Regions from separate parts of the Homo sapiens genome. Here region 2 is linked to region 1. A link is an interaction called in ENCODE POLR2A ChIA-PET data of the cell type or tissue named here. Cell type or tissue: OCI-LY7. All regions are shown on one strand. Each heading gives the region's core, and the rest is flanking DNA. Links, peaks and the distances in the headings are about the cores only.

What was found. ChIA-PET counts read pairs that join two places held together with the same protein. Peaks named below come from ENCODE experiments on the same cell type or tissue, not always from the same donor. Only the 100,000 strongest peaks of a DNase experiment are listed, where the experiment ranks them.
Region 2: POLR2A ChIA-PET joins it to region 1 with 9 read pairs; 2 of 35 experiments call an interaction of 5 or more read pairs at or near these places.

The regions. Positions count from the first base shown.
Region 1 is chr3:113,826,891-113,839,425 of GRCh38, forward strand. It overlaps GRAMD1C (GRAM domain containing 1C), which reads left to right and starts at 11,898. Exons shown (of 18, transcript NM_017577.5): 1 at 11,898-12,046. The coding sequence starts at 12,020. RefSeq lists an enhancer at 4,008-4,157 and a silencer at 11,911-12,110. In OCI-LY7, for the core only: no CTCF peak of the experiment used is centred there; a DNase peak (open chromatin) is centred at 3,861; H3K4me3 peaks cover 1,310 bases; H3K27ac peaks cover 1,507 bases.
Region 2 is chr3:114,484,497-114,501,560 of GRCh38, forward strand. ZBTB20 (zinc finger and BTB domain containing 20) reads right to left here. Exons shown (of 12, transcript NM_001348800.3): 7 at 15,856-15,895. The region is part of intron 1 of ZBTB20-AS5 (ZBTB20 antisense RNA 5); the gene reads left to right. Among named protein-coding and RNA genes, the nearest start is that of ZBTB20-AS5, 39 kb to the left of the region's middle. In OCI-LY7, for the core only: no CTCF peak of the experiment used is centred there; no DNase peak of the experiment used is centred there.

The sequences.
Region 1 (12,535 bases), core at 1,828-6,827:
AACTCCCTCCCTAGTGCGTTGTGGAATTCAGGATCAGACATGAACAAAATCTTTTTTTTTTTTTTGAGATGGAGTCTTGCTCTTTCACCCAGGCCGGAGTGCAGTGGCACTATCTCGGCTCACTGCAAGCTCGGCCTCCTGGGTTCATGCCATTCTCCTGCCTCAGCCTCCCGAATAGCTGGGACTACAGGTGCATGCCACCACGCCCGGCTAATTTTTTGTATTTTAGTAGAGGAGGGGTTTCAACACCATGTCGCCCAGGCTGGTTGTGAACTCCTGAGCTCAGGCAATCTGCCTGCCTCGGCCCCCCAAAGTGCTGGGATTACAGGCGTGAGCCACCGCACCCAGCCAACAAAATCTTCTATAACCTAAGTTCTTTGAGTTTTCTCTGAAAATTCTCTAAAAATCTTTCTTCATCTTGTTCTAACTCAAGGGTGTCCAATCTTTTGGCTTCACTGGGCTGCATTGGAAGAAGGATTGTCTCAGACCACATATAAAATACACTAACACTAGGCCGGGCACAGTGGCTCATGCCTGTAATCCCAGCACTTTGGGAGGCCGAGGCAGGCGGATTGCCTGAGCTCAGGAGTTTGAGACCAGCCTGGGCAACACGGTGAAACCCCGCCTCTACTAAAATACAAAAAATTAGCCGGGCGTGGTGGCATGCACCTGTAGTCCCAGCTACTCAGGAGGCTGAGGCAGGAGAATTGCTTGAACCCGGGAGGCAGAGGTTGCAGTGAGCCAAGATCGCACCACTGCACTCCAGCCTGGGTGACAGAGCGAGACTCCATCTTAAAATAAAATAAAATAAAATACACTAATACTAATGACAGCTGATGGCAAAAAACTCTCATAATATTTTAAGAAAGTTTACGAATTTGTGTTGGGCTGCATTCAAAGCTGTCCTAGGACGCATGTGGCCTGTGGGCCACGGGTTGGACAAGCTTGCACTGATACTTGGTTTTCCCCTGAAACTTGAGAGGAAACGGCTTTCCCTGAAGCCCTCTCAAGTGGTGTCTGTTTCCTCTCCCACACCATCATATCACTTGTAACTTCCCATTGATCTGGCCTTCTTTGATCCTGGCCTCCATTGGCCTCCAATCAATAAGGCCTCCATTGATCCTGGCCTCTATCATTCATGCCCTGTGGAGTCACCTCCCTCAGTGAATCAGAGCTGACTGACCCCAATAGAATGCGGTGTAAATGATAGTCTATAACTTCCAAGGTTAGGTCATAAACGGCACTGTAGTCCTCACCTTGGTATCCTGGATTACCTGCTCTGAGGAAAGGCACTGCCATGCAATGAGGACTGAAGCAGCTCTGTGAAGATGTCCATATGGAGAGGAATTGAGGTCCCAAACCAATAGCCAGTACCAGGTGCCCGGCCATGTAAGTGAGACACCATAGAAGTGGATCCTCCAGCCACTATCAGGTCTTCTGATGACTGGATATCCACTTGATTAAGGGCAACCTCTGAAAGCCCATGAGCTAGAACTGAGGAGCTGAGCTGCTCCAGGTTCCTGACCCACAGAAACCATGAAATAATGAATGATTATTGTTTTCAGCCACTAAGGTTTTGGGTGATTTGTCATGCAACTATAGTAGCTGGAGCACCAATGGGCCCAAGAAAAAGTGATTGTCTTCTTTTTTCCTATTACTTCCAGACTCTTTTCCTTCACTCTTCCCTAACACTCTATCTTTGAATTTCATGTCAGAACACTATGCCACCAGTTGCCTTTTCTTATTGGAGTCATCTATAAACTCACAATCCATGTTCCCTTTTTCATTGAAGATTTTTGCTCCTTGCTCATGTCGCTTTCTTCTACCCTACTCTTTCTGCACTTGGTGATTTCAATAGCCACTAAGGTTATACTTTCAATTCCTGGTTTCTTAGTGCCTTGTCCTCTGCCCCAACAATCTGAACCACCACTCCTGTCAGCCACCCACTCTCATGCTCATATCATAGAACTTATCATTATAACTGCAATTTGTCCACAATCTCAGTTTCAAGTACCATTTGTATCTTTCCAACTCATCACTTCTATCACCAGCAGTCCTTTAATCTCAACTAGATTTACAAACATTTAATCCTCACACTTTCATTGGCCTTGACACTCTTATGACCTTATTTTGCTTCTTAACCCTGCTTGGACTCCAGGGGCAATCATTATTGCCAAATCCTTGCATACATACTTATCTCCCTTGCTTCTCTTGTGACTTAGCGTACTTGCCTGGTAAAAATCAACCTTAGGCTGGGTGCAGTGGCTCACATCTGTAATCCCAGCACGAGGGAAGGCCAGAACAGGAGGATCATTTGAGGCCAGGAGTTAAGACCAGTCTGGGCAACATAGGGAGGCCCAGTCTGTACAAAACAAACAAACAAACAAACAAACAAAACTCCCCAAAACCTAGCTGGATGGGGTGGTGTGGGCCTGTGGCCCCAGGTACTTGGAAGGCTGAGGTGGATCACTTGAGTCCAGAAGGTTAAGACTGCAGTGAACAGTGATCATGCCACTACACTTTAGCTTGGGTAATAGAGAGAGACCCTGTCTCAAGAAACCCTCCAAAACCTCCAACTAAATCCAACTGTGTCCATTCTGTGTTTGCATTTGTGCAACTACAAAAAAAAAATGACACAACTGTGGAGGGTGGTTTCACTTTATTTATTGAGTTATAATAGTTTTTAATTACTTGAAATAAGAAAGTTGCAAGAATAGTGCAAAGGCTTCCCATAAAACTTTTACTCAGATTTTCATGTTTGCTTTATTTATTATTCTCTCTTGGCACACAATTTTTTTTTCTGAAACATTTGGGTGAGCTAGATCAAATATATCAGTGTACAAAGTCATACGTCACTTAACAACTGGGATATGTTCTGAGAAATGCGTCATTAGGCAATTTTGCTGTTGTGCCAACATCCTAGAATGTACTTAAAGAAATCTAAATGGTAGAGCCTACTGAGGTGATGTTGTTGTCTGGGGTAATACCTGAGGTTCGTTGTCCCACGGTCATGGAAAACAAGGACGCAGACAAACCAGGGTGAGGTTCAGAGCAGAAGTTTAATAGGCGAAATAAAGAGAAAAGCTCTCTCTGCTGCAGAGAGAGGGGCCCCAGAGAATATGGGTTGCTGCTTCCATGGTGAAATGCAGAAGGTTGAATAGATGATCTTGGGGAGGTGGTATCTGATTTATATAGGGCACAAAAGATTGGTCGGACCAGGTGTGTCATTTGCATAGCACACGAAGAACTGGTTAGGACTAGGTGTGCGGTTTGCACAGCATGCAAAGAAGCTGGCCACTCCACCCTAATCTTTTATTATGGAGATGGGTTCTCTACATGGCCAGGCACCATGTTGCCTGCCTCTTTACTGTACACGTGGTGACAAAGAAAAGAGAAGAGGACCCTCCCTGTTGAACATGCCTGGCATCCAGGTAGCCCTTTTCTATTGGCACTGAGGCTGGCATTCACCTGTGCAAGCTTTTTAGCTTGCTTATCTATGTTTGCGGCTTGATTTTTCAGGCTGCTCTTTGTTAGAAAAGAAATGTTTTGGTGGCTGCTTTTTGTTAAAAGGGGAGTTCCACCGAGGACTCTTACCCTTACTATCTGCCTAAATTCTATCTCCTGTATTACTACTACACACTTAGGCTATATGGAATAGCCTATTGCTCCTGAGCTATAAACCTGGACAGCATGTTACCATGCTGAATACTGAAGACAGCTGTAACACAATGAGAAGTATTTGTGTATCCAAACATAGAAAAAGTACAGTAAAAATATTGTACTATAATCTTATGGGACCACTGTTTTCTTGTGGTTCACTGTTGAATGCAGTGACTGACACATTGTTATGCAATGCATGACTGCACTTCCTAAAACAAGCACATCCCCATACCTAACCATAGTACAATTATAACAAACAGGAAATTGTATGGGCATGGTGACTCATGCCCGTAATCCCAGCACTTTGGGAGGCCAAGGCGGGTGGGTCACCTGAGGTTAGGAATTCGAGGCCAGGGTGACCTGTAAAAACCCCATCTCTACTAAAAATACAAAAATTGGCCTGGCATGATGGTATGCACTTGAGACTACTCCGGAGCATGAGACAGGAGAATTGCTTGAACCCAAGAGGCAGAGGTTGCAGTGAGCTGAGATCGCACCACTGCACTCCAGCCTGGGTGACAGAGCAAGACTCTGTCTCAAAAAACAAAAACAGGAAATTAACACTGAGTCAATACTATAATGTAACCTACACTTTATTCAAAGTTTTCCAGTTGTCCCAGTAATGTTCTTTATAACAACAACAACAACAAAATGTTTCTGGTTCAGGATCCAAGACAAAATCGCACATTGTATTTAGTTGCTATATATCTTTAGTGTTCTTTAGTATGAAAGAACACTTCAGTCTTTCTTTGCCTTTTATGAGTTTGATGTTTTTGAAGAGTTCAAGTAATGTCCCTCAATTTCAGTTTGTCTGTTTCCTCACAATTAGATTCAGAGTATGCATTTTTGGCACTGTATATTGTTTTGCACCTTACTTTTTTTTAATGTGACAAAATTTTTTGTAGATCTTTATATATCAGTGCATAAAGAGTTTCCTCATTCTTTCTTGGCCATTACTTCTTCAAATATTCTTTCTTTCTTCTCTCCTGGAATTCCCATTTTGTATATGTTGGTCTACTTGGCAGTGTCTTACAGGTCTTATGGGTTCTGTTCATTTTTCTTCACTTTTTTTTCTTTCTGCTCCTCAGACTGAATAATCCCAATTGACCCACCTTCAAGTTGCTGATTTGTTCCTCTGTCTGCTCAAGTCTATTTGAATTACTCTAGTGAATTTCTCATTTCAGTTATTGTATTTTTCAGCTCCAGAGTTTCTATGTGGTTCCTTTTGTAATTTATATCTCTTTATTGATATTCTTCATTAGGTGAGACATTGTTCTCATGGGTCTCTTTTGAATTTGATTTCTTTTAGCTCTTTGAGCATATATGAAATAGTTGATTTAAAGTTTTGTTTGCCTAATGCTCAGGCTTCATTAGGGGCTGTTTCTATTATTTTTCTCTGTATATGGGTCAAACTGTCTTGTTTCTTTGTGTACCTTATAATTTTTTGTTGAAAACTGGACATTTTGAATATTATAATGCAGCAACTTTGTTTTTTTTGAGACAGAGTCTTACTCTGTCGCTCAGGCTGGAGTGCAGTGTGCAGTGGTGTGATCTCGATTCATTGCAGCCTCCATTTCCCCAGTTCAAGAGAGTCTCGTGCCTCAGCCTCACGAACTACAGGCACCCACCACCAGGCCTGGCTAATTTTTGTGTTTTTAGTAGAGATAGGGTTTCACCATGTTGGCCCGGTTGGTCTTGAACTCCTGACCTCAGGTGATCCACCTGCCTCAGCCTCCCAAAGTGCTGGGATTACAGGCATGAGCCACTGTGCCTGGCATAATGCAGCAACTTTGAAAATCAGGTTGTACACCTCCCCAGGTTTTACTGTTGCTGCTTATTTTAGCATTTATTTGTGGTTTGTTAGTATCTTTTATAAACTACTTTTTTATGTTATGGTAAAATATACACAAGATAAAATTAACCATTTTATCCATTTCAAGTATGGTTCAGTGACATTACGTGCATTTATATTGTGTAATGATCACATCTCCAGAACTTTTTCTTCACCCCAAACTGAAACTTTGAACCAGTTAAATAAAGCCCCATTCTGCCCTCTTCATAGCCCCTGGAAACCACCATTCTACTTCCTTTCTCTATGAATTTGACTACTCTAGGTACCTCATACAAGTCAAACTAATTTTGTAAAGTTTGTATTCTTTGTTTTATGTGGCCACATAAGTCTCTGTTCTGTCAGATTAGAAAAAAATAAAAACCGAGGAAGAAAAATACATACAGAAACAAGCAATTATCTTCCAGTCTTTGCAGACTGGCTTTCTGTGTGTGCTGGGTATGCCTGTAACACCCAGCCAGGCAGTTTATATCTCTGCCTTAGCCGAGCAAAAAGTCAGCCAGAGGTGGAAGTTTAGGGCCTTCTTAGGTCTTTTCTGAGCATGTTCCCAGCTTTGGGCATGGATGTGGCCTTCTGGATTCCCAGGAATTTGTGAGAGTTTTTCAAAGCCCTTATTCAGATTGTCCATTGTTTGCCTGAACTGTTATCCCTTGCCCCAAGTGATACTGGTAATATATTTGCCTTCAAATTTTTTCTTTTCTTTTCTTTCTTTCTTTCTTTCTTTTTTTTTTTTTTTGTGTGTGTGCGTGTGTGTGTGTGACGAGTTTTGCTCTTGTTTCCCAGGCTGGAGTGCAATAGTGCTGTCTTGGCTCACTGCAACCTCTGCCTCCTGGGTTCAAGCAATTCTCCTGCCTCAGCCTCCCAAGTAGCTGGGATTACAGGCTTGTACCACCACGCCCAGCTAATTTTTGTATTTTTAGTAGAGATGGGGTTTCTCCATGTTGGTCAGGCTGGTCTCGAACTCCCAACCTCAGGTGATCTGCCCCCTCAGCCTTCCAAAGTGCTGAGATTACAGGCGTGAGCCACCATGCCCGGCCCAAATGTTTTCAATAAATACTCTACCTGCCCCCTCTACCAACATTCCCCCACCAACACCTGCCCAAGGCAGGTGTCCTACCCTTGGAAGAGTTCTGAGATAAAATAAGGCAAACAAGTCCTTGAGCCTTCAGGGAGCCACCAAACAGGTCAAAGCAAACAGATAACAATTCTTCGAGAATAAGGTCTGTACTGCTACCTCTGATACTACGAATCAGTACCAGGAATGTGGGCTATTGTAGAGTAGGGGATGGTACCAGGGTAAGTTAAAATAAAATGTCACAAAAGTCTTTTACTGAGACTCAGCTGTTTTTTCTTAATTAAGCATTCCCCTGATTGTGGTAAGGTTTTGGTGACATTCCAGATTTCCAAATAAATTGTTTCTGACAGCTCTTGCCACCTTTTTTGTTGCTTTTGTGGAAGTACAGACTTTTGAAGTTCCCCACTCTGCCATTTTCGTTGATGTTGCTCCTCCTCATTCTTTTAAAAATTATTATGAAACTGCACAGAATTCCAAATTCTAATGGATGGAGGTTTGTCATTTATTTAACCAGTCCTTTATTGATGATGATTTGTTTTCAATTTTTACTACCAACTATTCTTCTAGGAATAACTTTGGATTATTTTGCATGTGTGCAATTAAATCTATAGGAAAAATTGCAGAAGTTGGTACTGCTGAAGAGTATATGCATTTTGTAATTTTTGAAGCTATTGCCAAATTCGCTATATTACTTTACACCTCCATTATTATTATTATTATTTTGAGACAGAGTCTCACCCTGTCACCCAGGCTGGAGTGTAGTGGTGCAATCTTGGCTCACTGCAACTTCCGCCTCCTGGGTTCAAGCGATTTTCCTGCCTCAGCCTCCCAAGTAGCTGGGATTACAGGCGCCTGCCACCACGCCTGGCTAATTTTTGCATTTTAGTAGAGACAGGGTTTCACCATGATGGTCAGGCTGGTCTCGAACTCCTGACCTCAAAGGATCCACCTGCCTTGGTCTCCTGAAGTGCTGGGATTACAGGCATGAGCCACCGCACCCAGCCTCTACACTTCCATTATAAGAGTCCTGTATCCCCACGGTCTTGTCAGCAGAATGCGTTTTCAAATTTCTGTACTTTTTGTCAAACTAGTAAGTGAAAAATAGTATTTCAGTGTGGTTTTAATTTCTATGCTATTCTGAGTGAAACTGAGGATCTTTTATATTTTTAAGAGACATTTGCCCAGGCACGGTGGCTTACACCTGTAATCCCAGCACTTTGGAAGCCCAAGGAGGGTGGATCATGAGGTCAGGAGTTCGAGACGAGCCTGATCAGCATGGTGAAACTCTGTCTCTACTAAAAAAAAAAAAAAAAAAATTAGCTGGGCGTGGTGGTGGGCACCTGTTATCCCAGCTACTCCAGAGGCTGGGACAGGAGAATCGCTTGAACACAGGAGGTGGAGTTTGCAGTGAACTGAGGTCGTGCCATTGCACTCTAGCCTGGTGACAAAAGTGAAACTCCGTCTCAAAAAAAAAAAAAAAAAGACACTGATATTTCCTTTTCCATGAACTTTCTGACATATACTTTAACAATTTTAACTTGACTATGGTTTTTCCATATGTTTTTCTGGGAGCTGTTTACATATTAGTGTGATCTCACTTTAAATACATGACCATTAATCTCCTAATTAAGCATTCCCCTGATTGTGGTAAGCAGGGATTTCTGGGAGCTGTTTACATATTAGTGTGATCTCACTTTAAATACATGACCATTAATCTCAATGAGGCATTTGTGTTGCCCAGCAATGCTACTGTTTTACTGTTTTCCTAAAACATTAGTCAGTTCATTCACCTGTGCTCCTAAGTATTTCATAATTTCTCCTTTCTCTTCAAACTTCTAACAACTTTTCTTCCATATTCACTTTCACCTTATGTTCTATTTCACTGCAAAATATATCAATGCTCTTCAGCCAAAGTCCAGGAGAACCATAGCTGTAGTTAGACAACATTGTGTTTATTGACTCATTGCAATGAGGGTGAAAAAATACCATGGAGAACCATGAGGACATCTCAGTGAAAGGGTGTTAGAAAGGTCTTACTACAGGATTTGGGTTTGTGTTCAGTGATTTTGCGAGGAGGATTCAAGAAGTGGAGCTTTGTCCCAGATTACATATTGTCAATAAGATGTGGTTATTCTGATTGGGTATCTTAATACATCTTATCTAGAAGGTAGGTGGAATAAAGTGAAGCTAAAGCTGTTATTGGGAAAAAGGCAGCAGTCAGTCATATTAGTCAGCATAGGGACATAGTCATTTCTGTGTTTCGAACGATGTTCACATTTTTGTCTGTGTTTAGACATGATTACCCAGTGGCCTTCTTTTTGTCTTACTCTATCATGATCATACAGTGGCCTTGCTTAATATTAGTGTTCTGTGACGTTTTTTATGTTTAACAGAACACAGTTTATGCAAAGTTTTGCAGAATGAGGATGGAAACCTGTCTTTTACTGATTATCTTATTAAGTAATTTGTCCTTTAGTATGTCATATATATTTAAGAAATATGCTCATGGCCAGGTGCAGTGGCTCACGCCTGTAATCTCAGCACTTTGGGAGGTTGTGGCGGGTGGATCACTTGAGGCCAGGAATTTGAGACCAGCCTGGCCAACATGGTGAAAGCCCATCTCTACTAAAAATACAAAAATTAGCCGGGCATGGTGGTGGGCGCCTGTAGTCCCAGCTACTCAGGAGGCTGAGGCAGGAGAATTGCTTAAACCTGGGAGGCAGAGGTTACAGTGAGTCAAGATTGTGCCACTGCACTCCAGTCTGGGGGACAGAACGAGACTCTGTCTCAAAAAAACAAAAACAAAACAAAACAAAAAAGAAATACACTCAGTGTCTGACATTTTGTGGAACTGGATTCAACTCCTTTCCATCTCTTCAACTTTACATTATGATTTTTAAATATATGTAAACAGTAAAAGAATAACTGAATAGTAGTATACCCTCCACTTAGGTCCAATAATTAACGTTTCGCTATTTTGTTTTCTCTGTGTATTCATCTTCGTGGAAGCATTTGGAAGCAAGTTGCAGACATGGTGCTACTTCACTCCTAAATACTTTTTTTTTTTTACATCCCCATGGATAACAGGGAACTCCTAAATATTTTAGTGTGAGTTTTCTAATATTAAAGACACCCTGCAACATAGCCACAAGTTATTATTATTATTATTATTTATTATTATTATTTGAGACGGAGTTTCACTCTTCTTGCCCAGGCTGGAGTGCAATGGCCTGATCTCGGCTCCCTGCAGCCTCCACTTTCCAGGTTCAAGCGATTCTCCTGCCTCAGCCTCCCAAGTAGCTGAGATTACAGGTGCTCACCATCACGCCCGACTAATTTTTGTATTTTTAGTAGAGACAGGGTTTCACCATGTTGGCCAGGTTGGTCTCAAACTCCTGACCTCAGGTGATCCTCCCACCTCAGCCTCCCAAAGTGCTGGGATTACAGGCTTGAGCCACCACGCCCAGCTGCCAAAAATTATTAATTATCCATAAATGAATATCCATAAATGTATACATAAATCATTAATTATCCTGTAACATCAACTCTAATAGCCATTTCATATTCACTATTCCTCAATTGTTCTAGAATGTCTTCCCTCCCTCCCTTCCTTCCTTCTTTCCTTCCTTCCTTCCTTCCCTCTCTCTCTCTTTCTTTCTCTCTCTCTGTCTCTCTTTTCTGGAGATGGGGCCCCCCTGTTTTGCCCAGGCTGGTCTTGAACTCCTGGACACAAGCAACCCTCCCACCTTAGTCTCCCAAAGTGCTGGAATTACATGAGTTAGCCACTGTGCCTGGCTTAGAATGTCTTTTTTATAGCTGTTTGGTTGGGAACTCTGAACCCCAAATATCTGAGACAGGCCTCAGTTAATTTAGAAAATTTATTTTGTGAAGGTTAAGGACACACCTGTGACACAGTCTCAGGAAGTCCCAATGACATGTGTCCAAGGTGGTTGGGGTACAGCTTGCTTTTATATATTTTGGGCAGACCTAATACATCAATCAATACATGTAAGATTTACATTGTTTCAATCTGGAAGGGGAGACAGCTCCAAGGCGAGAAGGAGGAACTTTCAGGTCATTGGTACATAAAAAAATTTTCTGATTTGCAATTGGTTGAAAGCGTTATTATTGACTGGGAGCTGTGGCTTGCACGTGTAATCCCAGCACTTTGGGAGGCCGAAGGGGGCAGACTGCTTGAGTCCAGGAGTTCGAGACCAGTCTGGGCAACATGGCGAAACCCTGTCTCAAAAAACAAACAAACAAACAAACAAACAAACAAACAAAGTAGTTAAGCATGGTGGCACACGCCAGTAGTCCCAGCTACTCGAGAGGCTGAGGTGGGAGGATTGGTTGAGTCCGGGAGGTGGAGGTTGCAGTGAGCAGAGATTGCGCCACCGCACTCCAGCTGGTCTAATAGAGCCAGAACCTGTCTCAAAAGAAAAAGAGAAAAAAGAGTTATTATCAGTAGAAAGGAATGTCTGGGTTAGGATAAGGGGTTGTGGATACCAAGGTTTTATCATGCAGATGCAGCCTCCAAGTAGCAGGTGTCCGAGGCAATAGATGATAAATATTTCTTCTCAGACTTAAGGTCTGTGTTGATGTTAATGAGGCATGTCCAATCCCCTCTTTCATCATGGCCTGAACTAGATTTTCAGGTTAAATTTGGAACGCTCTTGGCCAAGAGGAGGGGTCCATTTAGATGGCTGGGGGTGGGCCTCGGCATTTTATTTTTGGTTTACAGAACCAAGAATCTGCAATACGTACAGCAGTTAATCAGTAACTTCAATCCTTTATTGGAAGGAACAAGAGTTTCCTGGCCGGGGGCGGTGGCTGACGCCTGTAATCCCAGCACTTTGGGAGGCCAAGGCCAGCGGATTGCCTGAGGTGGGGAGTTCGAGACCAGCCTGACCCACATGGTGAAACCTTGTCTCTACTAAAAATACAAAAATTATCCGGGCGTGGTGGCAGGCGCCTGTAACCACAGCTACTCGGGAGGCTGAGGCAGGAGAATCGCTTGAACTGGGAGGCGGAGGTTGCAGTTAGCCGAGACGGGGCCTTGGCACTCCATCCAGCCTGAGGAATGAGAGCGAAACTCCGTCTCAAAAAAAAAAAAAAAAAGTTTCCGAGCAATTCACCTTTTCGCACATTGGGGCAGGGTATGCCATTTCCTGGGAGGCACAGTAGTTTGAGGTTGGGAATAGGGAAGTCTCATTGTGACCCCTAGAAAGACAAGCCTTCAGGCTAACCCGGTAACACCCATCGTCAGGAATCCTTCACGGCCGCCAGAGGGCGCAAGGAGCTGCGGCTGGAAGTACTCGGAGGGCCGGCGGAGGAGGCGCGCGGAGCCTGTAACTCGCAGCGCGCGCTGGAGGTGGGCGCGGGGCGGTGCGGTGCGGTGCGCGCGGGGCGGTGCCGCGGCGGCGGAGGGAGCCGCGATGGAGGGCGCTCCGACTGTCCGTCAGGTAAGCCGCGGGCCTCGCTGGGGCAGGTTCCCATCTGTGGCTTTAGCCTACTTTTTCTCACGGTGATTGCTTGAACCTTCTCAGATTACAGTTAATCCCTCCCTTCCCTTTTCTTCGTGCTCTTTGGAGTAATACGGAAAGTTGTTACCGAGGAAACGGTTTCCTGTGCCTCTGCGAGCCCTTTCCCTACGGGCGGTGGTGGGGACATTTGCTTCCCTGTGGGCGTTGAGGGCTTGAATTTGGTCCCGAAATGTCCTGGTGCGGATGTCTCAGCCCCAGGCCCCCTTGGGTCAGGCCCCATGGTCGTGATTCTGACCCACTGTCAACGTTTTTTCCAGCCTTGCCCCCTTCCTTTCATTCTCAGCCCTGTTGTAAAGGTCCGGATAGTTTAAATCACTGTGCTGTCAGCCAAGTTTTTGATTTCAACTAGTCTAGTTTTATTTGTTTACTACCTTATTTGACAAAACGGAAAGCGTGCTTATTAATATT
Region 2 (17,064 bases), core at 6,424-11,423, 660 kb after region 1:
CTTTGCAGGGGGAGAAAAATGAGTGTTCATGGACAATGATGCAGCTTTCTTAATTAAGATTTTCATTACTGATACATACATTAAGTTCTGCAACTGCAAGAGCCAAAGCACTGTCATGTGCAGGTAGATGTCCCTGATTCCATCTTCAGGCAGTAAAGCTAAAACATATTAAATGTGCACCCAGCAAATGTTGTGGGAGCCAGGAGAGCTCCAGAAATATTTTTGTTGGAATGCAGAGAGGCCCCATTATAGGCAGATTTGTAATGCATCTAATAGGCAGGAGAAAAGCTCATATCAATAGAGTGTGTGTGTGTGTGTGTGTGCGCGTGCATGTGTGTGTGTGCGTGAGTGCACGCACGCACGTGTATGGAAGTGCTTTGAGGCCCTGGACCACAGACAAAGGTAACAGTAGCTGATCTAGAAGTAATCCCCATATAATAATATAATAGCTCAGGTCTTAAAAGGAACTTTGATCTTTTAAATTTGCCAATGCCGATTGTTGAGACAGGAAATAAAGGATTGATTTGGTAGCTTTTGGAAGATGGTAAGGACTCCTGCATACAGCCAGTCCTGACTCTGCCCCTCCTGGGTCACTCAGTCTATTTTCCCTGGATCCGCATGCTGGTCTGAAAGTCAATGCAGTCTGCCAAAGTGGTATACTGTTCCCATGAAATAATCCAACTGTGGTATGGAGAAATCTTTTTTTCTTAGACCAAGTTATTTTTACAAAAATACTTTTGCGAAGAAATGAGAGGAAACTAAAACCCTACACAATCCTAGAAGTGGATTACTGTCTAGAGTGCATGTTTTTTATTCCATCTTATAAAGCCTAACTCATTTTAGGGTGGCTAGTGCAGTTAAGGTGCAGACATCTCTTGGTTGTTTTTCTGGTGCTTTTACTTGCATGCTTTCCTGTTTCCAAATCTGCATCCATATTGGGGGTTACCCACAGAGAGCTGTTGTCTCCTCTCTGAAGAACATCTCCATCTTTTGGTCACTACTTGAGTAGAGATGAGTGATGCTTAATGAAATATCATTTTATTACAACGGTCAAAAATTATGGATTCATTTCTTATTAGATTATATGCTCTGAATGTTCACCACCCCCCAATTCACATGTTGAAACTTAATTGCCCATGTGATAGTATTAAGAGGTGGAGTCTTTAGGAAGTGATTAAATCATGAAGGCAGAGCCCTCATGAATGGATTTGTGCCCTTATATAAAAGGTGTGAAGGAGCTGTCTCTCTCCCTTTTCCTCTTCCACCCTTTGCCATATGAAGATACAGCAAGAGGTGCGATCTTGGAAGCAGAGAGGACTTCACCAGATACCAAATTTGCAGGTGCCTCAATCTTGAATTTCCTAGTCTCTGTAACTATGAAAAATAAGTTTCTGTTGTTTATAAATTACCCAGTCTCAGGTATTTTGTTATAGCAGCAAAAATGGACTAACACATTAGGTACAAGCATTTATTTGACATTTAAATGTAATCCCTCATTTTCTAAGAAGGAATAAGCCAGAATCCAACATCAAAATGTTTCAAAAGGAATACTTCAAAGTGTTTTAGCTGTAGTTCTTTGTCGATTAAATAAAAAAAAATTCCAAATAATGGTGGTCAGTAAGAGTGTGTGTGTGTGTGTGTGGGGGGGGGGGGCGGTGTATGAATTCCTGTGCTAAGATTCAGATCTTTGAAACTGTTTTCTAGAATGTTATCCTACATGTCTAAAACTTTTTTTCTAAGTGTATCAGAGATTTGGGATGGAGTGGTAAACACATAGGTTACTAGGAGGTGGCTTGCCTCTGTACCCATTCTAGATGAGTAATGTTAATGACTGATGATAATGTAATGATGAAAAAATTGGTTCTTTTTAAGTAAATAGATAGTCTACAGACACCCTGTCAACAGATAGTGCATGCTTACTGAGGAAGTTAACAGTGTTAGGATTCTTCCTAACCTTTACTGAAAGGTACTGTTATAAAACTGGTAGAGGAGTATGTGAAAGCTACTGGTGAAGAACCAATGCAGTGAAGATTATTCAAGCATGGTGGTGATGGATAAAAGCATAGAAAAAAAACTCAGAAAATTATTTTGACTGAAGACTTTTCATTACTTTTCTTATGTGTCCTTGAGTAGCTTATAAGGACTAGGCTGAAGGCTACTATTAAAAGATTTAGGTGTACCTTTCACTCATGTTCTTTCATGAGACACACGGTTCTCTCATTCAAAGTACAAGGTTAATTTTAAATTAGAGGTGAGAATTATTCTTCATGTATCAAAAAGCCTAGAAATTTACCAGGGATTAAAGGTAGAACCCATTTTAGCCTATCGAAGTGTGAGAGGTAAGGTGACCTGTTTAGATGAATATCTTGAAATGATTCTCTGGAGCATGCCTGATCTGTTCTCAATACCCACACATTAGAAGAAATGAAGAATAATATAGAGACTACACAAAGAGACCATGTAAAAGAAGAACCCTGATAAAAGAAAAAAAACTCTTAATTTTATCACTGCAAAGACTTCTTGTACAAGATGCCTCTGCAAGTGTCCTAGTAGCATGACTCCTTAAACAAGTAGGATGCGTGTATGTGGAAGATATATATATGTATATATAACATTTAAAATCTCCCTCGAACCCCAGCTTCTGAGTATAAACTATGTTACAGAAGCATGTGGATAATATGTGAAGCTTTCTAGGAGCATCATTAAGAAAATGAGACATTTGACACTCTGAGCCCTAGGTACACTGAGTCAGTGGCATGGTCTCCAAGGGCACTGCTGGCAGCACTAAAGCCTGGCTCATAACCATATGTGCACACCTCAAGAGGTGTTTGACTGTTCAGGTAGAGGATAAGCCATTTCCTAGGCCTGGTTCCTTCCATTCTCCTTAGCTTGTAGTTGGCCTGAAGGGACTTCCTAGACTCTAACATGTTTGCCTCTCTTTTGCTTCCTTTCTGGACACTGTCTAAGGATTTAAAACACACATGACTTTCATGTCCACAATTTTCTGCCAAAGAGGGGGAAAAATGCCCCAGAGCATGTCATCCCTTACCATCTGCAAATGAACTTCTGTGGTCAAGGAATGCTCCAATTACCACCCAGAACAGCTTTGTACAACTCCTGACCCTCGGGAAGACTCGAGGAACTCACTCCCAGAACCCAGATGCTCCCTGTCCCAGAACACAGGGAAGACGCCCTGTCATCACAGTTTGCACGGCAGAGGCGGAGGTGATGCTGTTAGTGTGGTATTTCCAATTCTCTAGCGTCTTTCACTTTCCCTGAAGTTGCTGAAGAATATTCCATTTCATTAAGTATGTAGTAATACACATGGGAATCAGAGAGCGGGGAAAGATGGAGGACGTTGATGACATGGCCTCTAGCACTTTATTTATGAGAACATCCAGAAATCTCTATCTACATCTGGGAGAAGAATAATGTCAATCCTGCCCTGGAGACATGGATCAGGCAATGTTGCCAGTGTGTATTTTTCCCTTCCCAATAATTTACTGATTCTGGAGTCTAAGGCAGAGCGCTGATGATAATTTTTACATTCATGTGAGTGAGCCTGGCCCTTTGAGGGCTGGTGATGCCAAATAAACATAAATGTATGTAACCAGGTGAATACTTACCACCTCCCAACCCAGAAATGTCATAGGTCTCTGGTGGTGCTTTGCTTCCCACAACACTCCCCTGAAGGGCGGTGAGGGTAGGTGTTGCCATCAGAGCATAAGAAGCAGAGCTTGAGGTGGCCTTGGAGGACTTCAGGGAGCACTGCCTTTGCAGTAAAGAATGAGACTAAGCAAACAAACCTGTTAGACGGCTCATTTGTCTTTTCCAATTTTTTTATTGTGTTATTCATCCTTTCATCATTGATTTATAGCTATTCTTAAAATATTAGGGATATATCACAAATATTTTTCCTAGTTTAAAAAATGATTTTCTACCATAGTAATTTTTATTTTCATGTAATAAAATTTAAAATACATGTATTTTTTAAAAAGTTTTCAGGCTTTGGTTTTATGCCTGGAAAATGCATCTCATACCTCCAGTATGAAAATATTCATGTATATGGCAAAAATTATCACTGAAAATTACAGAATTAGTGAGGATGCAGAGAAATGGGCAGTCTCTTTTTTTGTTGGTGAAGATATTAACCAATGCTAGAGGACAGTTTAGTAATGCATTTTACTTTTGCAGTTCCACTATAATTAATTGATCCTAAGGAAATAATCATGTAAGTGTACAAACATGTGTACATATGCATGTGCATATAAAGACAGTTATTGTGGCATTGTTTAGTAAGAAGAAAGTTCCAAATTCCCAACTGTCCATCAATAAGTGATTGAGTCAATAAATTATGCATATACTGAAGTGCAACGTTGTTGTCAAAAGATAATGTAGATCTATATTTATTAACATGGTAAATGACTATTACAATGTTAAGTGAAAAGAATAGAATACAAAACAGCAAGTAACTTCTCCTTTCAGTCTGGAAAGAGAAAGACAAAGAGAAAGAAAAAGAGAAAGATAAACAGGACTGTATGGAAATATAATATTTCCTAAGTTATTAATAGTGATTATCTCTGGGCTGTGAGATTTCAAAGGAATTTAACCTTGCTCTTTATAAATACTATCAATGAAACAAATTCAAGCAAAACTAAATGTATACTTTTTTAGAATTAAAAATTAGAACTTTTATTTTGGGGGAAAAAGAACTTACCTAAAACCTGCAATAAATACTTAAAAATTCCAATATGATCTTCAGTCATTAGCAATTACTAACTAGCTCTCTTAGTAGGGTGACATCAATGTCTGCCTCAAGTTTCCCCCAAGTTTGACACTTTGAGATGTACATCATAGTTCTTCCCTTAAAGAATTTTAAAATATAAAATTTCAAGTAGTGAATATAACCCAAATATTTTTATCTAGGGCATGGTTAGGTAAATTCTGGGGGCTTTATGTGATATTATTCAGATGTTATAGTGCTATTTATAAAGAGTTTTTAATTATACCAGGAAGTATTTATTATATAATATTGAATTAAAATGGGATACAACTGTATACATGCAATGTATGCTCAGGCATGTTAAAATCTAGAGAAGACACTAGAAGGTGATCTAAAAAATTATTAATAATAGTTGGTTCTGTGTAGTGGAATTATGGATGTTTCCCCTTTACTCTATACTTTCTAAATATTTCACAATAAGTGTGAATTATAGAATCATAAAAAAAGTAAATATTAAAAAAAAGCTGTTTTGCTCGACAGCTGCCAAATTTTACCCCAGATGTATCAGCAATTTAGCTTTTAGTCAAATGACCCTAACATCATTTCCTAAAGGGAATATCACAGAATGGAATGTGCCCAAATAAAGATAAGCCATCACGGCCACCACCTCTTTCTAAGCTATCATTTTATAATGCTTAAAATAAATCTGAGTAAGGGATCTTTCTTCTGTTGGAAGTTATAAACTTCCACCTCCTTCAGACCCTCTCCATATCTTCTCTTGCATTACCAGCACCTGGAATTTATAATTAACCTATAGTACCCTGGTACGTTTCTAGGTCTGGAAGCTGTTTTTGGAGGCTGATGGTGTAGATCACCATTAGGGATGGAGGATTATTTATTCATTTTAAATGGGAGTTCCCTTGAATAACAAACAGGGATGAGCTGCTATATAAGATCTTGTGTAGTTAATATGCTTTCTTACCCTTCTTATATATATATTTATTGATTGATTGATTTTTTGAGATGGAGTCTCACACTGTCGCCTGAGCTGGTGTGCAGTGGTGCGATCTCGGCTTGCTGCAATCCCTGCCTCCTGGGTTCAAGAGATTCTCCTGCCTCATCCTCCCGAGTAGCTAGGATTACAAGCACCCGCCACTATGCCCGGCTAATTTTTTGTATTTTTAGTAGAGATGGAGTTTCACTGTGTTGGCCAGGCTGGTCTCGAACTCTTGACCTCGTGATCTGCCTGCCTCGGCCTCCCAAAGTGTTGGGATTACAGGCGTGAGATCCCGTGCCCGGCCCGCTTCCTTCCTCTTCTTTCCATCCCTCCCTTCTTTCTTCCCTTGTTCCCTCTCTCACCTGTCTACACTCCTGTCTCCAGCCCTCTTAAATAAATAGCTTTTCTGTAGTGTTAGATGCCAGCTCTTAACATTTAGAGACAATTCACACTATACCAATACCATACTTCAAGTAGATGATCTAATTGTTTCTAAATCATCATATTTTAGCAAAAAGATAATGGGAGAAATCAAAGTTGTCTCTCACATATGTATGATGCATACTAGAGGCTTGGCAATAAGGCAGAGAGTAGATATTTTTTGAGAAAGTAAATAACAAAACAAAACAAAAAGCCAAAACACAAAAACAAACTGGGTATTGTGAGGACAGGGCAGAGGGAAGGAGCAGGCATAAGAAAGAAAAGGAATGACATCGGTCTCCTGGTCCTTGCAAAGGTTATTCAAGTCCCTGTTCCTGGTGTTTTGGACCAGATATCAGCCTACAAACCACCCTGGACTGTGAGCTATTTGAAGGCATAGATGGTGTCTTACTCACCTCTGTATTTTCTGTACCAAACACAGTGCCTGATACAATATACTCAACAGATGCCTGGAGAATTTAACTAAGCCCTTTCACTGCCCTTTCTTACTGGCCTCAGCTAGAACCAAAACAAGAAGCTAAAACTCCTAATGCCACAAATGCTAGGTGAAACCCTATCCTAATTCAAACTCATTTCTTCTGATTTTGCACCTTGGTCCCCAAACTGCTGGAGAAAATCCCATGACAGAGCAGATAGGTATCAACATCAACCCACCAGACTCACCTGCACCTTCCACACTGCCAAGGAGAGTCCTACTGTATTTCTCTGGTCAACTTGCTGTCCCATTTGTCTCAAGAACGATTTCAAATCTCTACTTTCCTTAAATCTCTTCCCCGCTTATTCTTAGCAGGACCTTGCCCCTCAGTGCCCATCACTTGGGAAACCTCTTAACCTTTCAGTACCAAATCTACACGTGGGCTTGCATCTGCTCCTTTCCTTTACTCCTCCTTTCTTACAAAAATAGAAGATGTGTCCCTCCTTCCATCTCTCCACTTGTACTCAGGATTCCATCTCTCTGGCCTTATCAGTAATCTTATACTGCCAGTCATCCTATGCTCTTCTCTCTTCTGCACATTGGATCTCTCCTCTCTACGGTATTCTTCCCATGAAAATACAAAAAATACTAGTGTTTCCATGCTTTTCCAACCTTCTTTTGACCTCACTTCCCCCCTCAAGATATTGCAGTAGCTCATTTTCCTTTCCTTCATAGCAAAACTTCTGAGTGGCCCACATTTGCTGTTTCTTCACTTCTCATTCTCTCCTCATCCCATTACAAACACGTTATTGTTTTGACCACTTCAACAAAACAGCTTTTGCTGAGGTCAACAATAAGCTCAAAATTAATATAAGCAATATATATTTGTTAGTCTTTAACCTACTTGATTGCTCAGTAACATGTCACATCACTGACCACTACCTTTGAGGCACTCTCTTGGCTTCTGTGCCTATGTTTTCTGATTTTCCTGCCACCTTCTTGGTGGCTCCTTCTGAGGGTATTTTATGGCCTCATTTTTTTCTACCAGCGGATTAAATATTAAGAGCTCTTCAAGTCTCAGTTTAGGTCTTCTTCTCAATCTAACCCTGTCCCTAGGCAATGTTATTCATGCCAACAGATTCATTTACCACTATATGTCGATTACCCTGAATTCATGTCTCCAGCCTTCATGTTACTTCTGAATTCCAGTTTTATGTATATAAATACCTGTGCAATATGCTCACTATGTATCTATCCAAAGTACCTCACACTCAACATCTCAAAAACAGAACTTACAAACTTCTCTCCACTCCAGTCCTCCTTTGGTGTTTCATGTAACTGTGAATGGTATTATCCTTCATATAGTTTGATAAGCCCCAAACCAGGAGTCATTGTTGCCACTTCTCTCTTTTATTTCACATAACCAACCATGAAAAAGTCCAGGAATATTTTACTTCTGAATTATCTCTCAGTTCCATCAATTTCCTCCCATTTCCACTGTCAATACTCTAGTCTGCCTCTTATGTGGTCTACTGGAATAGCTCCCTCACTGGTTTCCTCATATCCATTTTTGATCCTTCCAAATTATTTACCAAAGTTAAGCTACCTTGATATATATTTTTAAATTTTTAATTTCAAGATAATTTTAGATTAACGTGCAGTTGTAAGAGATAATACAGAGAGATTTGTTATTCTTTTTACCCAGTTTTGCCCAAATGGTAACATTTTATATAACTGTAGTACAATATCACAATCAGGAAATTAACATTGGTGCAATCCATCTGCCTTACTCAGGTTTCATCAGTTTTATATGCACATGAGTATGTGAGTGTATATTTAGTTCTGAGCAATTTTATTACATCCATACACTCATGAATACTACCACAGTCAAGCTACAGGACAGTTCCATCACAAAAGATCCCTTGCGTTATCCTTTATAGCAACACTCACCTCCATTTCTATCCCAACTCCCTAACTTTGTCATCCACAAGTATGTTCTCAATCCTTACATATTTTTTTCATTTCAAGAGTGCTATATAGATAAGAATCGTAACAGTACATCATCTTGAGATTAGCTTTTTCACCCAATGTAATACCCTTGTGATTAAAACCAGTTATTGTATGCATCAATAATTTATTCTGCTTAGTGCTGAGAGGTATTCCATGGTATAGATATAACAGTTTGCTTAACCACTGACCCACTGAAGAAAATGTGGGTTGTTTCCAGTTTTGGGCTATTACAAATAAAGCTGCTATGTACATTGGTGTAACATAATGTACAGGTGTTGTACAGTTATGTTTCCATCTCTCTGGGATAAATGCCCCAAAGTTTACCCTTTTAAAAAACAACAATGATCATGCCACAGTCCTTCTTAAGTTTGCTCCTCTACTGTCCTTAGGATAAACACAAAAATCCTTAACATGGCCTACCAAGGACCTGTTATCATCAGGCCTTACGTATCTCTTCAACCTCAACCTGGGCTGCTAGTCACCTTTTTCTCTCTGTGCAGCTCTCTTCAGGGACTTCATGCTGTTCCCTCTGCCTGGAATCCTCTTCCACCATCCATCCTTACTTTTTGTTTTTAACCTTCAGGTGTCATCTCAAATGTTACTATTTCAGAGAAGCTTCTCCTGAATTTCCAGACTCAGTTAAATCTTCTTCTTTTATTTGCCCTTAGAGCACATGGTACTTTTATTATATAGTGGTAAGCACAATTTGTAATTACAAGTTATATTGTGAGACCATTTGCTTAGTATCTGTCTTACATTCCCCAGATTATAAGCTCCAGAAGGAGAGAGACTATGTTAATATTCCTTTATTATATATACCTTTAGTATTTAGTAGACACTCAACTTTGTGTCCAGTAAAATTTGGCTGAGGCTTTTAAGACATAGTCCTGGAATCAAGTTCTATCTCTACCATTTATTAGATGTTCTTATAAAATAAATCAAACATGTTAAATCTCAGTTTTCTGATCTGCACAATTAGGATTATAGTAGCATCTACTTAATAGGGTAGTTTTGAAGGTTAAATCAGATAGCCATGAAAAGTATTTAGTCCAGTATCTAAAGCAAGGCAAGCACTCAATAGGTATTTCTTATTGTTATTATTAGTTGAACAAGAAACTAGAGTTTTTGTATTTTTTTTCCTAACTAGGCTTTTGTCCATTATCTTCATTTCTTGCCTGTTCCCCCAGGTTCTGATTCTTGTAACTTTTGAGACTCTGAAAAGGGGCCCTTAGTTTAGATCTTGGATAACCAGTAGGACTACTGGTTCTTACCCCAGGTATATGCTCTCAGACCAGATGTGGCTCTGGTTCCCATTTTCATCTCACTCAGTACTTCCTCCTCTTGTTTTCCAGTCTATGGATGTCAGTGTGGGTAAGAATGCCTCTTCCCTACTCCTAGTTTCCAGATGTTTTCTAAACACTGCTTTCCTCTTGTCTCATTCCTTATAATTCCCCATGGAGGCAAAGTATCCCATTGGTGGGAAAGCCCTTGGTCTATATTTCTCAGGTAGGTAGAACTGATCTATCCAAATTTGTAAGCACAGGAGTTTAACCTCTTTGTCCTTCCTTTTCTACTGAGACTATCGGGAGGTGATGACCTGGAAAGTGTTGCTCATATGCAGATCCACATTTTCCTGTAAGAGAGCTTTTGAAAGGTTTGACTGAAGGGAAGAGAGTCAGCAAACCCATTTCCTCTTTACACTAAGCTATGCTCTTCAACCAACCTTTATAAAAATTTTGGTTCCCTAGCTATCAGTTCTTTTGTCTTATTTTTCAATAGGTTTAGAATTCAAGTGGGGAAAAGTGATGCTATTTATGGGCCCCCTCGAAGATTCCAACACTTTGGTATATGATTTTGCTTGGAATATGATTCTGTTTCTCTTCATCTTTTTTACATTTTAGCCAGTTTTCAAGACTCAGCTGAATCAGTTTTACATGAAACTTTCTAGCCTGCAAGGCTCTTTCATGAATGAAACCCTATGGTACTTCCTGGACTGTATCATTCCTTTTGGAACTTAGTCATTTATTATCTTATGTGCATACACAACGCTCAACAATATAACTGTTTTTCCTAACTCAATTTTAAATTCCTTAAGAGCAAGAAAGGGTCATGTACTTATGGTATATTTATGCTTTAACTATCCAATAAAAATTATTCTTTGTACATAGCATGTTTTTAATAATATCTTAAAGCGTGAATGTGGGGGAGAGTGGCCTACTGACCAGGCTTTGATTTGAAGGCCCAAGGTACAACGGAAATGGCTTAGTAGCTGGATGGTTCCTGAAGAGGTTGTCGCAGTGCAGTGGTGAAAGAAAGAAAAGGTTACTATGGGCATGTCCCTGAGGTGTGTATCAGTGCAAGTCTGTGTATACACACACACACACACACACACACAGTCTCTCTCTCTCTTACATATATATGTAAATAGAACTTAAATCTGTCTTGTGCTGTGTTTTCGCCTTAGTAATACTTTATTTCTCTTATTAAAAATACATGGAACTCACCATCTGATAGGTAGAAAGGCTAAGAGAAATGCAACCAGAGGGAGGTAATATTCCTGGCTATAGTCGATTGGTGTTCAGAGTGTTTTGATTCTCTGAATGAGTCAAAAGATTGAAAAAAAAATAGCCACTCTTATCACTAGGAAAAGAAATGAGGAGGAAGGGTCCTGAAAATGGTGTCTGAGCAATGAAAGACAGTGAATATTTTAAAGATCACAAAATTTAATTTATTCAACCTAAATGCATAAAAGTACAGGTGGGGACATTATTTATGCAGGTATATGCAAATCACTTTATAAAATAGGCAAAGCCCTTCTGCTTTTTATAAGTTGCCAAGGTGGTTCCTGATATTTTAAAAGCTATGCACCTTTAATGTAATTTCCTAAGAGTTGGAATCCCTCTGTCGAAATCATAGTCATTGTCAGAGCAAGTTGATTTTTTTTTTTCCTATCCTCTGGGACATTTACAAGGATCTTATAACCATCACAAAAAGAGTGGTTTCCACAGAGATGTGACTGGAAAAATCCCTTGGAAATTGCTGAGGAGCAAGTCACAGTGTTCAAAGCAAAGAACATAGGCTTTGAAAACATGAACCCATCTGACCTCTTGAATTTAGTACAGTGAATTCCTGAGCTCTGAAACATGGGGCCCGGCTGTGCATGCCATATTGGTGCTATAAGACTGGCAGTAGGTTGGCTGTGGCATGGTCTATTTCAAACTCCTTCACAGTGCCCAGTGTTGCATGTTCCCAGATGACATTTGGTTGGCAGAAGCTGGGCTTCCAAAGCTGGCAGCCTGGAATGCAGCCCACTGTGTTTTGACAAACACATAATTGACCATCTGATCACCAGCCTACGTTCTGCACTCAGGTCACTGGGGGACCTGGGCTTTCAATAGGTCCCTACTCCTCGTCTTGTTCATCTTCCCAAACCTTTCTCCAGAAAGCAATATAGAGAAGGCTTAAACACACCCACGCATATCCTCCCATTTGCAAAAGAGAACATAGTACATGAAACATAAGCTGTTGAAAATTTCCTTTAAATTGTCCTGGCAGCCCAAAGTGAACAAGAGAAAAGCACACTTATGGTGAACTCTAATTCAGAGAGAAGGAATGAATACACTGAATTGTTTCAACACCCGGCTGTGCATAAGTTGCAATTCAGTTCAATGGTTTGGAAATTTTGCTTAGAAAAAGGGAGCAATGAGAAAATGATAGGAAATTGGGGCATTGATTGACTTTAGGGGGGCATTATTTAGAAACTGTTTCATTTTCAGGTGAAAGAAGAGACAAGCAGGACACTGGGAATGTCTTCTCCTTATCTGCCTGCTCCTCCCTCACACCCACTATGGGCAGTAGGAGGCACGCGAGCCTGGTGACCAGGGGGCAGTAGCTCAAAGTGAGGTCATATTCAAATTGAGGTCTTTGCTGAAGATCCCATAAGGATGTATTTTGGTCTGAAATTTGACTCCACACAATGTTTCAGCCTTTCTCCTAGAAGGCAAAGATTATGCAATAGGCCAAGATATGCTGGAATTACACAAAGGTTAATGTCTATTTCAACACTACCAAATAGCCTCTCCCTCCATCCTACCCCTACTGCACAGTTCAGGCCTTTGGCTTTTACCTTTGACCTGGTCTCCCTATTCTGAGTCAGCCTCTCCACTTTCACCAAGTGCTCTTTCTAAAACATACATCTGCTTACAATTCTTCAAAGCCTCCTTGAGCCTGCAGGATCAAGTCCAAACTCCTCTGCACGGCATACAAGGTCCTCCGTATGGCAGGCAAGGTCCCCTGCCTGCTTTCCAGCCCAATCTCATACTACTCTTTCAACCACCATGTTTCAATCACACTGAACTATTCACTCCTCTGAATCTCGCTGCTACTTAACGCCTCCTGATTTTGTAAATGCTCTTACATTTTTCTTGATTATGATCCCCTTTTCTTTCTGCTCTTTCATATCTACCTGGTAAACTGCAATTTACTCTTCTGACTTTAAGACCCAGCCTGGTCACCTTACCACATCCAAGTGGGCACTCCTCCTTCATTCCTCTTACTACGTCTTGTATATACCTGCATTTCAGTGCCTATCATATGCTATAGTCTTTATTCACTTATGTATCTCCCCTATCAGACTGAGATTTCTAACAAAAGAAAGCATTTCTTATTTATCCCGGAGTTTCCAGAACCAAGCACAGTGACTAGCTTTCCATAAATGTTTGTTGAATGAAAACTAAATAAAGAGCTGTACATGATAATTAATCAAAACGAAGCCAAGTAGTAGTGTTAGCTTTTATAAGCATAGTAGGAGCCCATTAGCAATCTAATGAAGGCAGAAGATCCCAGCAGTAAGGCACTTTCTGATGGGTATGGCAGGGGCTGGTGACTGGCTGGGGTGACAGTAAGAGTGAGGGATAAATTCTGTGATGGAGGAAGGTCTTTTTAACAGAGACTGCCACTAAGGCTGTAAATTAACACCCTTTTCAAGACTTAATATTCAATACTGAAAGATATTGTCCTGAGAATAAATCTGAATCTGAATTGTATAGAGACCTAACTTATAAGAACCAAGTTTCCCAAATAAGGTAAGTCTGTGCTACCTGCTTCAAGGTAGCATGGCAGATTATGGAGGGTTCCTCTTTGTTTCTGCTAAACAGTAATGGAATGGGAAATTCTTGGGGGAACATCTGAGAGCTCTTCAGTTCCTATTGAAATCCAGGTCAAATACAGATTGTGATACTGGACTAAATGCACTGCTAAGAGAAGATCGAACAAGCAGAATTCTGTACCTGTTTAGAGGAGGCCATTGAAGAGGCACTTGGAGTCAAAGCACTGGGGAGATAATGTTCTGATCTGTTCTCAAGGGACATTGGACATTTCTTTTCCTTTTGTCGAGCCTCTGGGGCACCACTCTGGAGCCATCAACCATCAACTGTGTCTATGGGATACTTGAGGACAGTAGGACTGTCATAAGCCCGGTCACCCTGCTGATATGAGGGCAGCTTCAAGATTTGGAACAAGCCAAGCAAACATGAAGCCTGGCCCAGGGATGGCACAAGGTCATGGGTATATGAACGGATTATCTGCTCATTATAGGTCACTCCCCCAGCCTTATGTGTGGTTAAAAAATAGGATATCTCTAGAAGCTATGCAACTGATGGCTGATGTAGCATAGAATCAGATTTGCATTTTCCTATGAGCCAGAGACAGCCTTTCAACTACACTTTTTATCTCAAAAGTCTCCCCCTTGATTCCTAATTGGTGACACAGGTCCCCTGTACTGCTTGTGTCTGAGGCTCGCCCTATAGCACTGACGTCACAATAGCTGAGCCGTGCGGGCAGGAGTGCACTGTGCTGACTCATCCCGGTGATGTGAGGATTAATGCCTTGTCTAACACAGAGCTATTATGTGAACTGTTTTTACACAAAAGAACTGTAACAAAAATGATTTGCCAGTCAGAGGACTAGAAATATGCAGTGCTAGGTAACTGAGGGGAGGGCTGTGCAGATATAAAGTGGTAACCATAAGCATGCATATTGACATCCTCCAAAGCATTTACAGACCCACTCTATCAACACTGAAATAGAGAATAACAAGACTTGTCAGGGACAGGTAGGACCCACCCCTGTTGTATAAATGCATTACACACAGCTCCAGTCTTTGGGGAGTTTAATCAATCTCCTTTCTCTGTCAAATAAACTGTCACGTTACACTTTAGCCTTAGCATCCTTTGGAGGATTCTGCCTCCCTAAATATATTTGCCACTATCTTCTAGGAATGTTAGTGGAAGGCACGCATAAACAAAATAGCCATGGGAACCTCCATTCTGTGCAAATGATTATAATACAAGAAATACCTTGGAGTGAAGAGTCAGTGAAGCAAGATATAATGTTGTGAATAAGGAACAGAGCTCACCAGAGAGTGAGAAGCAGCCAGAGGATACCGATAATTATTTATCACATTAGGTGACTATCACTACCTGTAGGATCTTTTGGGTGGTGTCTCTTATAAGTGACTTTGATTATTTGGGTTCATTGGCCTAGAATCTTTTTCAAGCAGTTCAAAATAAAATTTATTTAAACCCATTCAGTGCAGCCTGGTTTGAATTTTAAATAATGAACGTTCTCTTTTTTTTCATATAAAATCGTGTTTTTTTTTCCCCCCGAATACCTTTCCATCTTTTCTAAAAAAGAGTGGTACCTTTATAAACCTTCTGGCACACGTGAATCTGGGATTTCTTTTTTTCCCCTGTAGACTTCATAATTTTGCACAAAAGTTTAGTCTATTTATTTTACAGTCTTGTACTTCTTAGTAAAGGGATATTAGAAATTTTGTCAATAAATGAAAGCTCTGATCTAGAAGTTAAAATTAAAAACTATTGGACCTAGGGATGGGTACATAACTGAAGAATACATAATTGCCCAATGATTGACAGGGGAGCAAAAGCCCAACTGTTGCTGGTATTTGGCTGAATAATGTAAGCTATACTTTAAAAGAGCAGTGACTTTTGCAAACAGCAGCTGCAGCCAAGTAAAGGGCAGCCTTTATAGAAGTACAGTATCTGGGCCACTGGTATTTTCTGCACCCTCATGGATAGCAACTTAGTATTACCACCAACAGCATACACTCCAAACGCAAAAGAAACTAATACACACTACAGAAGCACTAGAAACCACAACAAAGTCAACTAGGAAATATGCCAGTGAAAACCACAATTTCCTAAATCTGACACTTTTTTTTTTAAAGGTAAAGAAATCACTTTTACTTACGTAAAGAGAAGGGGCAGGTCACAGACTGATGGTCAAAGATCTGAAAATCAAAGAAAAAATAAGGAATTAAAAGCAAACCGATATATGATGCAAAACCAATATATAAAAGCAAAATGATACAGTGGGAAGAAAGAAAGCAAATCTAGGCATAGATGGGACTGGTTGTTCCTAAAGGAGCCTATTTTGTCACTTCTAGCCTCAAAATAAAGGAGACCCAGCTTCATAAAAACTTTCTAAAGGTATGACCCCCTGCTATGATGACCAAGACAGTACTTCCCAGCACAAGGAGTGCAAAGACCTTTCTTTGTTCATTTCATTCTAATCTGTATCATATAGGATTTGGTAGAGCTATGTTACCATTTAACAAAATAGCCACTAGCCACATTTGTCTATTTAAATTTAAATTATTTAACATTTAATAAAAAGCTAAACATTTAGTTCCTCAGTCTTGCCAGCTTCATTTCAAGTGCTCAATACCCACATGTGGCTGGTGACTGCCTTACTGGATAGCACAGATAGAAAATGTTTCTATTATTGTAGAAACTTCTATTGGGCAGCACTGACTAGAATAGGTAAAAGCTTTACTATACAGTACATGACCAATTTTAGCTAATTTTGACAAAGATGAGTCAAACCCTGATAAACTTTGTCTCTTTTAAGGTATATTTAGTATGTTTAATGTCCAGAAGTTCCTCTGAACAAATTCAATACATTCGTGTGTAGCTAAGAACTCAGTCCTAAGTTTGCCCCGGACTTGCCTTCTAAAACTGCCTCTACCCCTTCTCACCAGCCTAGAATGTCCCCTCTATGGTGGAAAATAATCTGATAAAGTGATTTTAAACAAAGCTTCTCTCCCACCAAACACAACTCTGTTTGGTGATGAAAATTTCAGATGAAATGATGAAAATTTTAGATTTTGGAGAAGCTGACCCTAACAGTGTTCTTGTTCTATGTTTAAAATCTGATATTTCACTCTTTAAATTACAAGCCAGGCTAGGCGCGGTGGCTCACGCCTGTAAATCCCAGCACTTTGGGAGGCCAAGGTGGGTGGATCACTTGAGGTCAGGAGTTCGAGACCAGCCTGGCCAAAATGGTGGAACCCTGTTTCTACTAAAACTACAAAAATTAGCCAGGCATGGTGGCGGGCGCCTGTAATCCCAGCTACTTGGGAGGCCGAGGCAGGAGAATTGCTTGAACCTGGGAGGCGGA